Regions from separate parts of the Homo sapiens genome. Here region 1 is linked to region 2. The links are chromatin loops, found by intact Hi-C in ENCODE. Cell type or tissue: prostate gland. All regions are shown on one strand. Region 1 overlaps ADGRE5 (adhesion G protein-coupled receptor E5). Region 2 overlaps ADGRE2 (adhesion G protein-coupled receptor E2).

Region 1 (8,000 bases), 360 kb before region 2:
TCCAAATCTAAGATGCCAGCCAGAGAACTAAGATCAAGTGTGGTCTTCAGGAATGGCTTGCTCCAGCTGCAGCATAGCCTGTGCAGTGCAACTTAAGATTTTTTCCAAAAGATACTAAGCAGCAGGCCCCATGTTGGGGAGTCAGGATGGGGGTCTCTGCCCTGACAGAACTCACATCTTTGGGAGGTGACTCCCTGTCCTGTTGTGTTCCAGACATCAACGAGTGTGCAACACCGTCGAAAGTGTCATGCGGAAAATTCTCGGACTGCTGGAACACAGAGGGGAGCTACGACTGCGTGTGCAGCCCGGGATATGAGCCTGTTTCTGGGGCAAAAACATTCAAGAATGAGAGCGAGAACACCTGTCAAGGTAAGAACCACCCCACGTCCTCTGACTTTCCATCCATGAGGTTTGGGGTCACCAGAGCCATTCTGGCAGCATCCAGAGAGCAGGGCCTTGGTTGTAGGGTCAGTGCCTGGCGTCTGAGATGGGACAGGTGCACATGTACCTACCCCACCACCCCAGAGAGGCAGAGTGATGTGAGGATTAAGGGCTGACTCTGGGACCAGCTGCCTGGGCCAAATCCTGATAACCAAGTGTATGACGTTGGCCAGGATACTTATTCAGAAACCGCTGTCCACATGTGAGATGTGATAACGTTATCATGCTTGTAATTCCAGTGCTTTGGGAGGCTGAGGCGGGAGGATCTCTTGAGGCCAGGAGTTCAAGACCAGCCCATAGCAACATAGCAAGACCCCACCCCTATAAAAGGGGAGGCGAAGGCAGGTAGATTGTTTGAGCCCAGGGGTTCGAGACCAGCATGAGCAAGCGGGTGAAACCCCATCTCTACAAAAAATACCAAAAAAAAAAAAATTAATTAGCCAGGCATAGAGGCCTGCGCCTGTAGTCCCAGCTACTCAGGAGGCTGAGGTGGGATGATTGCTTCAGGCTGGGAGGTCAAGGCTGCAGTGAGCCATGATCAAGCCCCTGCACTCCAGCCTGAGTGACAGAGCAAGATCCTGTCTCTAAAAAAGAAAAAATCAAACCAAAGCTTTCTTGGAGGCAGGATTTTAAAAAATTAAAAACATTAAATGAAAAAAGAACTGGCCGGGCGCAGTGGCTCACACCTGTAATCCCAACACTTTGGGAGGCCGAGGTGGGTGGATCACAACGTCAGGAGTTTGAGACCAGCCTGACCAACATGATGAAACCCCCGTCTCTACTAAAAATACAAAAATTAGCCAGACATGGTGGCACGCGCCTGTAATCCCAGCTACCAGCTACTCCAGAGGCTGAGGCAGGAGAATCGCTTGAACTCAGGAGGCAGAGGTTGCAGTGAGCCAAGATCGCGCCACTGCACTCCAGCCTGGGTGACAGAGTGAGACTCTGTCTGAAAAAAAAAAAAAAAAAAAGATAGGTTGGGTGCCATGGCTCATGCCTGTAATCCCAACACTTTGGGAGGCCAAGGTGGGAGGATCACTTCACTTGAGTCTGGGAGTTCAAGACCAGCCTGGGTAACATTTCAAGACCCCATCTCTACAAAAACAAAAATATAGACAAGGGGAAGAAAGAGTCCTTATCTTTTATTTGTTTTGTTTGTTTGTTTTTGAGACAGAGTCTCACTCTGTCACCCAGGCTGGAGGGCAGTAGTGTGATCTCGGCTCACTGCAACCTCCGCCTCCTGGGTTCAAGTGATTCTCATGCCTCAGCCTCCCAAGTAGCTGGGATTACAGGCGTGAGCCACCATGCCCAGGCTGAGTCCTTATCTTTTAAAGATAAAAACAAAAGTAGCTTTGACTTTTGTTAAATATAGACCTTGGACAGGTTACTTTCACCTTGTTAAAAGGTTAAAGTTACTTTCACCTTGCTAAAAGGGGAGTAATGGCATTTACCTACAAAAGTATTTAACAGGCTGGGCACAGTGGCTCACACTTGTAATGCTAGTACTCTGGGAGGCCGAGGCAGGTGGATCATCTGAGGTCAGGAGTTCAAGACCAGCCTGGCCAACATGGCGAAACCCTGTGTCTACTAAAAATACAAAAATTAGCTGGGTGTGGTGGTGCATGCCTGTAATCCCAGCTACTCAAGAGGCTAAAGCACGAGAATCGCTTGAACCTGAAAGGCAGAGGTTGCAGTGATCCGAGATGACAGCACTGCACTCCAGCTTAGGTGACAGAGCGAGACTCCATTTCAAAAAAAAAAAAAAAATGGCTAGGCGCGATGGCTCATGCCTGTAATCCCAGCACTTTGGGAGGCCGAGGCGGGTGGATCACGAGGTCAGGAGATCAAGACCATCCTGGCTAACACAGTGAAACCCCGTCTCTACTAAAAACACAAGAAATTAGCCAGGCATGGTGGCCGGCATCTGTAGTCCCAGCTACTCTGGAGGCTGAGTCAGGAGAATGGCGTGAACCCGGGAGGCGGAGGTTGCAGTGAGCCGATATTGCGCCACTACACTCCAGCCTGGGCAACAGAGCGAGACTCCATCTAAAAAAAAAAAAAAAAATCACTTAAAAGCTCCTGGCTTGCAGAATGCACTCTATCAGCAATGGCTAATGGGGATTTTATTGTAATTCTGATCTGATGCGCCCCCAGGATGGGTATCCGTAGGGTGCGAGATCAGAGAGCAGCTGCAAGGCTCTACCCCTGCGCAGAGGCCACAGCCTTTGCTATGGTCTTGCTTGAGGCCACAGCTCAGGCCGGGAGAAACTGGGACTCCAGGCTTTGCCTATTTTCCAGGGAAGCTGGTTGGGCAGGGGAGGGGCTTCCAGGATTCACAGGGGCAGATGGGAGCCAGCAGTGGGCAGCTGGGAGCTGCGACTCATTCAAAGAGAGGGAGTTAGTGCAGGGTACCGAGATCAGGAAGAGGAGTGGTGCAGAGGTGGGAGGTGATGAGACTCAAGACTACAGAGAGAAGAAAGGGCCGGCAGCCCAGATCCCAGCCCCACCCCTCCTGCCCTGCATTCAGGCAGAGCACAGAGGGATAAAGAGGGAGGTGGGTTGGGGGACAAGGCAGAGATGCATATACCTGGGACGTACACCTGCGTGGAGCCCAGAAGGAGGCTTCTGTCCGCCACACTGCTAGTCCCCAGGGCCCCCTTGCAAGTGGACATCATGTTACCCCACATGCATGTGACTTGGCCAGAGGAGACAGAGTCTTCATGTGAACTGGAAAAAGATCCCCCTCTCCCGGTGGATACATTTGACAAACAAAAAGTGGGCTGGTTTTCAGCCCCTGCTCATCTCATTGGCCCAATACCTGTGCAGTGAGCAACCTGCACAGCTGTACTTGGTGATCATGGTTTCCTCCCAGGGTGCTCTGGCTAGGGGTGCCGCCCACCCACTGCTATGAACCCCCTGCATGGGATGGTGGTTGTGGTTATGAAGGAGGTGTGTTGCTGTGTTAGAAACAGGCCTGGGCTGAGAGAAGGGGACTCAGTCAGGCAGCTGGGCAGAGACATGGACAGCAGGGCTGAGGTGATAAGAGGGACCTCCACGGACATCAAAGCAGGTGATGGAGCCAACAGCCTGCTGGTTTGGAGCAGGACCTATGACCAGAGGTGAGACGCTCAGAGGGGCCTGGGCCCCTCCCTTTAACCCAAGGCACTCCAGGCTTCGCTATTGCACCTGAGGACACGTGCACCCAGTGTCACAGCCCATGGGGCCTGTGACATCCAGGCCAGAGACCTCGGGCGGCTCCCTCCACTCCTCACCCCCCTGTCTCCAGGCATCTCAGGGCCATCCTAAACCCCTGATCACCCGTCTTTGTCCCAACCCTGAGACTCGGGACACTCCACAGGAGGCCACTTTGGAAGCTCGGAACATCCCCCTGCCCATCTGGCATCTTATTTGCATAAAACAAAAGGGGGCTGGCACTCAGGATATTTCATGGGCTCATGACATGGCGTGTGGTGGCGCATTCCAGTACAGTATCCATCCTCTCCGCCATCGCCGGGGACTGCCAGGATGAGACTTGCTGCCACCGGGGCTCCCATGAGCTCAGCCACACCTGGAACCCCTCTGACACCCACACCTACCATAATGAACCCCAAAACCCTGTCCAGAAACTCAGGAGGAGGGAATCTCAAGGACAGGACAACTGTCTCCAGCCAGCAGCCTTGCTTGGAGAAGATGCCTCCCGACCACCTTTCTGGCCGTTTAGCCCTCATCCATTTCCCCATCCAAGGCTCCACCCTAACCCACCCTGGTAATTCCTGGGCCTGAACGCACCGTCAATGACCAAAGCTTGGGAGGATGCTGTGGCCAGGTGTGGGCAGCGTGATGTGGACCCCACAAATGGATTCAGAGGGCTGGGTGCCGTGACTCATGCCTGGAATCCCAGCACTTTGGGAGGCCAAGGTGGAAGGATCACTTGAGGTCGGGAATTCGAGAGCAGCCTGACCAACATGGTGCAACCCTGTCTGTACTAAAAATACAAAAATTAGCCGGGCGCAGTGGCACGCACCTGTAATCCCAGCTACTCAGGAGGCTGAGGCAGGGGAATCGCTTGAACCCGGGAGGCAGAGGTCGCAGTGAGCTGAGATCACATCATTGCACTCCAGCCTGGGCAACAGAGAGAGACGCTGTCTCCAAAAAAAAAAAAAAAAAACAAAAACGCACTCAGAGGGTTGGATGAAGGAGGCGGCTCCAGCCTGGACTAGCCGGCAAGAGACAGCATCACTGGGGACCATCGTCCCAGGCCCGATCCTCTCCTGTAGTCAGTCCTGGTCTGGACCACTCAAGGACAGAGATGGAAGCTTGAACCCCATTCAGCAGGGCCCACAGGTCTCTGTCCCTGGTGGAATGACAAGGGATGAGAGGACAGATACATCTGCCACCCCTCACCCATCGGCACCTGTGCCCTCTCTAGCCACAGGCCCCCGCTCACGGCCAGTTCTGCTTAGATATGGATTCTCACCAAATCCTGCTATTTCCATATCCATAGATCCTTTCCTGGGGATCAGAAAAAAGCATCTTTGTAGACTCGGGGCTGCCTGGCTGGACATCAGCCCCCACTGTTCACCCCAGCCTGGTGCCCACTGTCCGGGCAGCCCTAGCCTGTCCCACATCATCCCGCACTCTCCCCACCCCTGCTATTGCCCTGCATCGCGGGGGCACTGGCTTAGGGAGGGGTCTTGGTCCATGCCCATGAAGCTGGGCTCTCAGAGCTAGTGTGGATGGGAGAGCAGCATCCTGCTAGGGCCACCAGGATGCTGAGAATTTGGCCAGCGAGCGGCCGTTCTGTGGGAGTCAGGCCGAGGGCCACCGTTGGGAACCAAGACGTGTCCTGCCCAGGCGCACGGCATGTCCCCTGCATTTGGTTCTCAGGAAGGCCCCACCCTGGCCTTTGCCCGGAATCCTTAGGCTGGGACACAGATGGCTGGGACACCCCAGCTTGGAGCTGCCCAGGAAGGCAGAGGAGAAGGGGAGGACTTGGCTGCTTCCAGCCACATCTGGACAACAGAAGGACTGAGCCACCACCCTCACCATAGGATGCCTCTGTGTGGATTGGAAAAGGGAGGAGACAGTGGTGCCTTCCAGATGCTTCCGTGCCAGGAAACATGGCGGACCCTCAGCCCTGAAAGCTGCTCACAGCTACGGGCATCCTTCACCCTCTCCTTCCTCTTGCAGATGTGGACGAATGTCAGCAGAACCCAAGGCTCTGTAAAAGCTACGGCACCTGCGTCAACACCCTTGGCAGCTATACCTGCCAGTGCCTGCCTGGCTTCAAGTTCATACCTGAGGATCCGAAGGTCTGCACAGGTAGAGGCCCCAGGAAGACGCCGTGAGGCTGGACGGGAGCTGGGGATGGAGCTGAGGCACGTCCTCCAAAGCAGCCGAGGAGGAGGGGGAAGATCCGCAGGTTCCCACAAGGTCAAGGACCTGCTAAGCCCCTGCCTAAGGATTCACCTCCCAGGAAGGTCCTGCCACACGGCAGGGAGGCGGCAGGGCCTTCAGGGCTGGAGTGCCCTTGTGGGCCCCCAGACCTCACCCCTTCCTCATCTGTCACGTGCGAGTGGAAGAAGGTGTCACTTCCAGTTCTAAGAAGGGGAATCTCCACTATGACCAGGGAGGGAGCAGATGAGAGTTTTTAGTTTTTAGTCATGGAAATCTAGCTCCCATGACTCAGTTTCCCTTTTGGTTTCACCTCCTATAAACTGGGGACCATGGTCCCTGCTGTGCCCATCTGGTAGGAAGACCATCATAAGATGCTTTGAAGGTGAAGTTGAAGGTCACCAAGTGGCGGCATGTGCAATAATGGTCTTCAGTCTGAGGCAATGAAAAGATAGGGGAGTGGGTGCAGTGAGTGGAGGGCAGGCCCAGGCTGGTCAGGGACAGGGTTTGACCCTCTGGCTTTGTCCTCAGATGTGAATGAATGCACCTCCGGACAAAACCCGTGCCACAGCTCCACCCACTGCCTCAACAACGTGGGCAGCTATCAGTGCCGCTGCCGCCCGGGCTGGCAACCGATTCCGGGGTCCCCCAATGGCCCAAACAATACCGTCTGTGAAGGTCGAGAGCTCAGATCCCACGTTTCTAGCGACCCACAAACATCTGATCACATGTTCAACGGCGCCCACACAAACCAAGCAGAATGAGCGCTGGAGGCACCTGGCTGTGCCAGGCGTTCGTTCATTCTTCTGAGGCTAGATGAGAAAAGAGCAAGGGTCCTCCGGAAGGAGCTGGGGTACTGAGGGGGAAGGCTCAGGGGGACCCCAGGCAACAGCTGATGACTCACTGGGAGGAAGGCGTTTCACCATATTCATAACCTGCTCATCTGCACGGGGCCCACCTGCTGTGCCCAGGCCTCTCCACGCTTCCATAACCCAGCGTCCACCACTCCAAGGGGGGCACTAATGCCGGGAGGAATGAGCTGGGGGCACAGACAGGAGACAGGACCCTCTCCAGGCTGGGACAGGACCTGACCCCCTTCTTCCTGTCCTCAGATGTGGACGAGTGCAGCTCCGGGCAGCATCAGTGTGACAGCTCCACCGTCTGCTTCAACACCGTGGGTTCATACAGCTGCCGCTGCCGCCCAGGCTGGAAGCCCAGACACGGAATCCCGAATAACCAAAAGGACACTGTCTGTGAAGGTATGACCTGGCCCTAGAAGCTCCCCACCCCCAGCACACACACTGACAAGCGGCCTAATGAGCCGCTTGTCTTGTTCCCTACAGATATGACTTTCTCCACCTGGACCCCGCCCCCTGGAGTCCACAGCCAGGTGAGTGGCCCCCACAGGGACGAGGCGGCGGGAACTCCATCCACACAGCACTGCATCCGTCTCCTTGTTCTAAACTTCCCACCCGCCGTCCAGGCTCTCTGACCCCCACATCTCCTCTCTCTGCAGACGCTTTCCCGATTCTTCGACAAAGTCCAGGACCTGGGCAGAGACTCCAAGACAAGCTCAGCCGAGGTCACCATCCAGGTAAGGGCAGGATGCTGGGGGACCCCAGGACAGTGTAGAATCAGCTAGCGGAGGCTTCCATGTGGCCAGAGAGAGTGCCCAACCCAAGCAGGGGCCTCTAGTCAGAGACACACATGCGCATAACATACACACACCACATACAGTATGTGCACAAACATACACACCCGGACACGTGAAGACACACGCATGCACACACACACACCAGGTATAATGGCAACAGAGTGCAGCACTTAAGAACCTGGAGTTGAGGCCGGGCACGGTGGCTCACGCCTGTAATCCCAGCACTTTGGAAGGCCGAGGTGGGCAGATCACGCGGTCAGGAGATCGAGACCATTCTGGCTAACATGGTGAAACCCCCGTCTCTACTAACAATACAAAAAAAAAAATTAGCTGGGTGTGGTGGCGGGTGCCTGTAGTCCCAGCTACTCAGCAGGCTGAGGCAGGACAATGACGTGAACCTGGGAGGTGGAGCTTGCAGTGAGCCGAGGTCGTGCAGCTGCACTGCAGCCTGGGCGACAGAGCCAGACTCTGTCTCAAAAAAAAAAAAAAAAAAAAAAAGAGCCTGGAGTTG
Region 2 (8,000 bases):
GCCACTGCACTCCAGCCTGGCTGACACAGCGAGACTCTGTCTCAATAAAAAAAAGAACACAGGTGTGAGCTGGTGGGTCGGATGCTCAGAAATGCTTACCCAAAGCCGGCTTGGGAAGGACTGACTTTCCTGGGGAGATAATGTACCCATAACAGAGACCCCTGAGCCCCAGGGCTGAGCTGAGCAGCAAGGCTATGCCCGGACTCAGACTATTCACCCACCAACCAACTCCACCAGCACTCACACGGTGGGAGAAGGTGAAGGTAACTGGGGAGCTGAGGTTTTGGGTGTCGTTGTTGCTCAGAAAGGCAGAGATCACATCTGAGAGCAGGATGGGGGAGCCGTCCTGCAGCAAGCCCTGGTGTGTCTCATGCAGAAGCATCTGCTTCTCAGGTTCCAGGACCAGAGGGGCCTCAGCCAGCAACTTGCCCATCCCTGGAATGGAGACAAGGCCCACCACAGAAGGGCCTGCAGGGCGAGGCCAAGGTTGAATCTTGGAGTAGGTTGAATCTCTGGGTCCACACCAGAGTTCCTCTGCCCTGCACAGAACTTTCTACTCAGATGGGCTACCTTCCTTTGGCTTCACCCCTCCCACACTTTCCTTCAATCTTTAGTTCTATGTGTATCACATCCTGCAGGACAAGGCCACGGTTAATATCTCAGGGTCCCCAACAAGGTCCGTTCCTCCTCAGCTGGACTCTCCTCTTACAGCCCCACTCCAAACATCCCACACTTCCCTTTAATCTTTAAATTTCTTATTTTTCACATTCTTGGGCATCTTTTCCCACCATGAAGCTTCACTGACCACCTCCCCATCTCAGCCATTACCTGGGTCACCAGATTTCTGTGCCTGATTCCAGTCGAGCTGCATCACTGCCTGATTCTGTCTCAAGGTGACACTCCTGTCTACTTGCTTCTGCACCTCCAGGGACAATTCTATGAGTTGTGGGAATTACATAAGGGGGGTTAGGTTAGGAATCGTGCCTGCAGTGGTTGATATACTATGACTTAATATATATACTATATACATATATAGTCTGAAGTTACAAAATATCGGAAGAGAATAGTGTGAGCAACTGTATATCTACAAAGTAGGTAACCTAGATGAAATGGACACATTCCTAGTGACACACAAACCACTGAAATCAACTCAAGAAGAAATAGAAGATCTGAACAGACCTATAACAGATTAAATCAGTAATCAAAACCTCTCAAAACTAACAGCCCAGACCAGATGACTTCACTGGTGAGTTCTACCAATAGCTTAAGAAAGAATGAACATGAATCTTTTACCTTTTTAAAAATATGGAAGAGGAGGAAACACTATTTAAGTAATTTTATGAGTCTAATATTGCTCTGATAACAAAACCAGATGAAGACATCACAAGAAAATAAAATTATAGACCAATATTTCTTATGGACATAGATGCAAAAATTTTCAGCAAAAATGTTAGGAATACATTTTACGAAGGAGACTCAAGACTTATAGGAAAGTTTTTTGAGTATTTTTTTTTTTTTGAGACAAATTCTCACCTGTTGGTCAGGCTAGAGTGCAGTGGCATGATCATAGCTCACTGCAGTCTCCTGGGCTCAACCAATCCTTCCACCTCAGCCTCCCAAGTAGCTGGCACTACAGGTGCTCACTACCACAGCCAGCTAATTTTTAAATTTTTTGTGGAGATCATGTTTCAGTATATTTCCAAGGCTGGGCTTGAACTCCTGGGCTCAAGCAATTCTCCCACCTTGGTGGCCTCTGACAATATTGGGCGTGAGCCACTGCTTCTGGCCTACAAAAGTGTTTGAAAGAAATAAAAGGCCCTCTCTAAATGGAAAGACAGCCTATGTTCATGGATTGGAAGACTTTCTATTGTTAAGATAACAATACTCCCCCAAAGTGGTCTAGAGACTCAATGCAATCCCTATCAATATTTTAGCCTATTATTACTTTGCAGAATAAGAAAAGTTCATCTTAAAATTCATATGGTGTTGTAAGGAATCCAAATACCCAAAAACAATCTTGAAGAAGAACAAGAAGGTTGGAGAATTCACACTACCTGATTCCAAAACTTACTACAAACTGACAGTAATACTGGCATAAGGACACAACAGAATAGAATTGAGAGTCCAGGAATAAACCCATCCATCTTATGGTCAGTTGATTCTCAACAAGGGGTGCCAAGACTATACAATGGGGGAAAGAATAATCTCTTCAACAAATAGTGCTGGGATTACTGGATAGTAACATGAAAATAAGGAAGTTTTAACCCTACCCTCACACAACAAACAAAAATTAACTCAAAATAAGCCAGTGACCTAAGCTTAGAAGCTAAAACTAGAACACTTAGGAGGAAACAGGGGTAAATCTTCCTGGTCTTGGATGCGGTAATGAATTCTTTTTTTATTTTTATTTTTGGGACAGAGTCTTGCTCTGTCATCCAGGCTGGAGTGTAGTGGCACAATCTCAGCTCACTGCAACCTCCGTGTCCCAGGTTCAAGCAATTCTCCTGCCTCAGCCTCCTGAGTAGCTAGGATTACAGTCATGTGCCAACACATCTGGTTAATTATTTTTATTTTTATTTTTAGTAAGGACAGGGTTTCGCCTTGTTGGCCAGGCTGGTCTCAAACTCCTGACCTCAGGTGATCCGCCCACATTGGCCTTCCAAAGTGCTGGGATTACAGGCGTGAGCCACCACCCCCTGTCAATGAATTCTTAAATATGACACCAATTGCACATGCAACAAAAGAAAAATTAGATAAAATAAATGTCTTCAAGATTTAAAACTTCTATTCATTAAAGTGAAAAGACAAGAAAATGAAAAGACAATCTACAGAACGGGAGAAAATATTTTGCAAATCATTCATCTCAGATGATCTACTATCAGAATGTTTAAAGAATGCTTACAACTGGACAACCAAAAGACAAACAGCACAATTAAAAATAGGCAAAGGATTTGAATAGACATTTCTCCAAAAATGACATGCAAATGGTGAGCAAACACATGAAAAGATGTTAAACATCATTAGTTATCAGGGAAGGGCAAATCAAAACCACAATGAGGTATCATCTCACTAGTGAAGTGGTGTAAATACCCAAGTTTCACTGTTTCACACCAGGGAAATTGAGGATGTGGACACATAAGAAGTTAGTTTAAGAGTGGAGATTTAATAGGCGAAAGAAAAAAAGAATAGCTCTGGCTGGGCGCAGTGGCTCACGCCTGTAATCCCAGCACTTTGGGAGGCTGAGGCGGGAGGATCACGAGGTCAGGAGATCGAGACCAACCTGGATAACACGGTGAAACCCCGTCTCTACTAAAAATACAAAAAAATTAGCTGGGCATGGTGGTGGGCGCCTGTAGTCCCAGCTACTCCGGAGGCTGAGGCAGGAGAATGGCGTGACCCCGGGAGGCGGAGCTTGCAGTGAGCCGAGATCGCGCCCCTGCACTGCAGTCTGCGGGACACAGCACGACTCCGTCTCAAAAAAAAAAAAAGGAAAAAGAGAATAACTCCCTCTCCTGCAGAGAGACAGGGGCTCCCAAGTGGGTCTTCCGGTTGCGTGGTGAAATGCACGAAGTTTTATAGATGAGCTTGGGTAGGCGGTGTCCGATTTACATAAGGCTTAAAGATTGGTCTGAACAGGTGAGCCATTTACATACAGCATGAAGAAACTGGCTGCCCCAGCCTAATCTTTTATTATGCAAATGGATTCTCTACCTGGCTGGCTCCACGTTGCCTGCTTCTGTACTGTACACGTGGTTGACAAAGATAAAGGAAGAGGGAGCCCCCACGTTGAACATGTCGGGCCCCCAGGTAACCTTTTCCTATTGGCACAGCTGCCGGCATTCACCCGTGCAAGCTTCCAGCTTGCTTTTCTATGTCTGCAGCTCGAATTTTCAGGCTGCTCGTTATTAGAAAAGAAATGATTTGGGGGCTGGTTTTTATTAAAAGGGAAACCTTACTGAGGACTCTCTGACCCTTGCTAACTGCCTAAATAATTTCTTTTTCACTCCTGTATCACTGGGATGAAGAGAGGTGAGTTAACAGGTAGAGACATACAGTTAGACAAAAAGTATAAGTTATACATATATATATATATATTTTTTTTTTTTAGACGGAGTCTCACTCTGTCACCCAGGCTGGAGTGCAGTGGCACGATCTCAGCTCACTGCAGCCTCTGCCTCCTGGGTTCCAGCGAATCTCCTGCCTCAGCTTCCCAGGTAGCTGGGATTACAGGCACGTGTCACTAAGCCCAGCTAATTTTTGTATTTTTAATAGCCAGGGTTTCACCATATTGGCCAGGCTGGGCTCAAACTCCTGATGTCAGGTGATCTGCCTGCCTTGACCTCCCAAAGTGCTAGGATTACGGGTGTGAGCCACCAAGCCAGCCACCTCTCCGCTTATTAAGCAGATTTTTTTTTTTTTTTTTTTTTGAGACGGAGTCTCACTCTGTCACCCAGGCTGGAGTGCAGTGGCACCATCTTGGCTCACTGCAAGCTTCGCCTCCCAGGTTCACGCCATTCTCCTGCCTCAGTCTCCCGAGTAGCTGGGACTACAGGCACCCGCCACCACGCCTGGCTAATTTTTTGTATTTTTAGTAGAGATGGGGTTTCACCCTGTTAGCCAGGATGGTGTCGATCTCCTGACCTCGTGATCCTCCCACCTCGGCCTCCCAAAGTGCTGGGATTACAGGCGTGAGCCACCGTGCCCGGCCCAAGTTCTATTGTTTGACAGCAGAGCAGAGTGACTATAATTAACAAGACTGTATGATGTATTTCAAAGTAGTTACAAAAGAGGACTTCAATTGTTCCCAACACATACAAATGATAAGTACTCAAAGTGGTGGATACCTGAGATACCCTGACTTGATCGTTACACATTCTAGGCAAGCAACAAAGTATCACATGTACCCATAAATATGTAAGATTTATGTATCAATAAAAGCAATTAAAAACAGAACAAAAGAAAACGGAAGTAACAAGTTTTGCTGAAGGTGTGGAGAGGATAACCCGTGTATGTTTCTGGTGGGGAATTAGAATGATGCAGCTGCTTTGGAAAAAGTTTGGTGGTTCCTCCAAAAGCTGAACATAGAATTACCATATCACCCAGCAATTCCACTCCTTAGTATATACCCCAAAGAACTGAAGACAGTTATTCAACCCAAAATGTGTCCACTAATATTCATAAGAGCACTATTCACACCAGCCATCTAAACAAAAAAAAAAAATTCGAAGTCCTCTCCCGCCCCCCTCAAAACCATCTGAATGGACTTCCTTTTTGGCCAGGGCACTCTAAATTTAACTGGAAAGACTAGTTCAGGCTATGGTGGGAAGTGGGGGGTCTGACATGTGTCATGCCCTCCTCCCTTTTGGAGTTGAGGAAAAGCTGACCAGCATTTAACATAACACAGACCTGAAGCTTAATAAGGAACATTTACCATCTATTCTCTCTGAAGCCTGATACCTGAAGAGTTCATCTGGATGATACAACTTCAGCCTTTACAGCCCCTTATCGTATTCCAGACATTCTTTTCTATGGATAATAACTCCTTCAACCAACTGCCAATCAGAAAAGCTTAAATCTACCTATAATCTGGAAGCACCCGCCCCACACCTCCACTTCAAATTGTCCTGCATTTCTGGACTGAACCAATGTATAGCTTAAACATATTTGATTGATGTCTCATGTCCCCCTAAAATGTATAAAACCAAGTTGCGGGGGCAGGCGTGGTGTCTCACGCCTGTAATCCCAGCACTTTGGGAGGCCGAGGCAGGCGGATCACGAGGTCAGGACATCAAGACCATCCTGGTTAACATGGCGAAACCCTGTCTTTACTGAAAACACACAAAATAATTAGCCGGGCGTGGTGGCGGGCGCCTGTAGTCCCAGCTACTTGGGAGGCTGAGGCAGGAGAATCGCTTGAACCCGGGAGGTGGAGTCTACAGTGAGCCAGGATCGCACCACTGCACTCCAGCCTGGTTGACAGAGCAAGACTCTGTCTCCAACAGAAGACAACAACAACAACAATCACAACAAGCTGTACCACGACTACCTTGTGATATAGAAGTTAAAAAGGAATTATTTAGGCAGAGAGTGTGGGTAAGGAAGTCCTGGGTAAGTCTTTCCTTTTAATGAAAATCAGCCCCTATATCATTTTTTTTTTTTCTAACAAAGAGCAGCCTGTAAAATCGAGCTGCAGACATAGGCAAGCAAGCTGGAAGCCTGCACAGGTGAATGCTGGCAGCTGTGCCAATAGGAAAAGGCCACCTGGGACTAGGCATGTTGAAAATGGCGGCTCCATCTTCCCATCTCTTTGCCAACCACGTATACAGTAAGGAGCTGGCGAAGACTCCATTTGCATAATAAGATTAGGGTGGGGCAGCCAGCTTCCCTGCACCTTATGTAAACGTCACACCTGTTCCAACCAATCTTTGGGCCCTATGTAAATTAGACACTGCCTCCTCAAGCCTGTCTATAAAATCCGGTGCCCTCTGGCATGGGTGGGAAGTCCCATTTGGGCATTCCTTTCTCTCACAAGAGAGAGAGTTGTTCTCCTTTCTCTTTCTTTTGCCTATTAAACCTCCACTCATAAACTCACTCCTGGTGTGTGTCTGTGTCCTTAATTTTCTTGGCATGAGGCAATGAACCTCAGGTATTACCCCAGAAAACAACACCACTTCACTTGGGAATATGTTCTCAGGGGCTCCTGAGGGCTGTGTCACGGGCCATGGTCAGTCATACATTCATATTTAGCTCACAATAAATCTCTTCAAATATTTTACAGAGTTTGACTCTTTTTGTCAACAGCCAAAAGGTGGAAACAACCCAAATGTCCATCAATGGATGGATGGATAAAAAAAAAAAAAGTGATGTATTCATACAATAGAATAGTATTCAGCCATGAAAAAGAATGAAATATTGATAAATGCTATGGCATGCATGAACCTCAAAACCATTATGCTAGGTGAAAGGAGCTAGACTAGATGGTCACATATTGTATGATTCCATTTATGTGAGATATCCTGATTAGGAAAATCCATGGAAACAGAAAGCAGATTAGCGGCTGCCATGGGTTGGAGGAAGGGAGGAATGAGGAGTGGTTGCTTACCATGTGCAGTGTTCACTTTTGGGCTGATGCAAGCATTTTAGAAATAGAGGTGACGGTTGTATAACTTTCTGAATATACTAGATTCTACCGAAACACACGCTTTTAAAATTTTTTCTTATTTTTATTTTTAATTTTAATTTTTTTGTTTGAGATGGAGTGGCACTCTGTCTCACGTAGTCTGGAGTGCAGTGGTGCAAACTTGGCTCACTGCAACCTCTGCCTCCCAAGCTCAAGTGATTCTCCTGCCTCAGCCTCTTGAGTAGCTAGGATTACAGGTGTGCACCACCACGCCTGTCTAATTTTTGTATTTTCAGTAGAGATGGGGTTTCACTATGTTGGCCAGGCTGGATTTGAACTCCTGACCTCAAGTGATCCACCCATTTCAGCCTCCCAAAGTGCTAGGATTACAGGTGTGAGCGCCTGGCATTACAGGCACGCCCCACGTGAAACAGACACTTTAAAGTGGTGAACTTGATGTTATGTGAATTTTATCTTAATAAAATTAATGCTATATGCATTTTCATGCTTTAAAAATTATTATGCAGGCCGGGCGTGGTGGCTCACGCCTGTAATCCCAGCACTTTGGGAAGCCGAGGCAAGTGGATTATGCACAAGGTCAGGAGATCGAGAGACCATCCTGGCTAACACGGTGCAACCCCGTCTCTACTAAAAATACAAAAAATTAGCTGGGCGTGGTGGCGGGCACCTGTAGTCCCAGCTACTCGGGAGGCTGAGACAGGAGAATGCTGTCAACCCAGGAGGCGGAGCTTGCAGTGAGCCGAGATCACGTCACTGCTCTCCAGCCTGGGCGACAGAGTGAGACTCTGTCTCAAAAAAACAAAACAAAACAAAACAAAACAAACAAAAACAAACAAGAAAGAAATCATACTTAGAGATC

The links. A loop is a pair of places that touch in the nucleus more often than their neighbours do. Peaks named below come from ENCODE experiments on the same cell type or tissue, not always from the same donor. Only the 100,000 strongest peaks of a DNase experiment are listed, where the experiment ranks them.
Region 1: it touches region 2 in a loop (8-fold over the local background); 13 of 110 quality-filtered maps call a loop at or near these places.

What each region holds. Positions count from the first base shown.
Region 1 is chr19:14,390,711-14,398,710 of GRCh38, forward strand. It overlaps ADGRE5 (adhesion G protein-coupled receptor E5), which reads left to right. Exons shown (of 20, transcript NM_078481.4): 4 at 214-369; 5 at 5,632-5,763; 6 at 6,367-6,513; 7 at 6,948-7,094; 8 at 7,179-7,225; 9 at 7,352-7,429. Among named protein-coding and RNA genes, the nearest start is that of ADGRE5, 13 kb to the left of the region's middle. RefSeq lists an enhancer at 5,726-6,925. In prostate gland, no CTCF peak of the experiment used is centred here; no DNase peak of the experiment used is centred here.
Region 2 is chr19:14,755,410-14,763,409 of GRCh38, forward strand. It overlaps ADGRE2 (adhesion G protein-coupled receptor E2), which reads right to left. Exons shown (of 21, transcript NM_013447.4): 12 at 829-936; 13 at 245-468. Among named protein-coding and RNA genes, the nearest start is that of ADGRE2, 19 kb to the right of the region's middle. RefSeq lists enhancers at 3,304-3,827, 3,828-4,353. In prostate gland, no CTCF peak of the experiment used is centred here; a DNase peak (open chromatin) is centred at 3,647; H3K4me3 peaks cover 565 bases.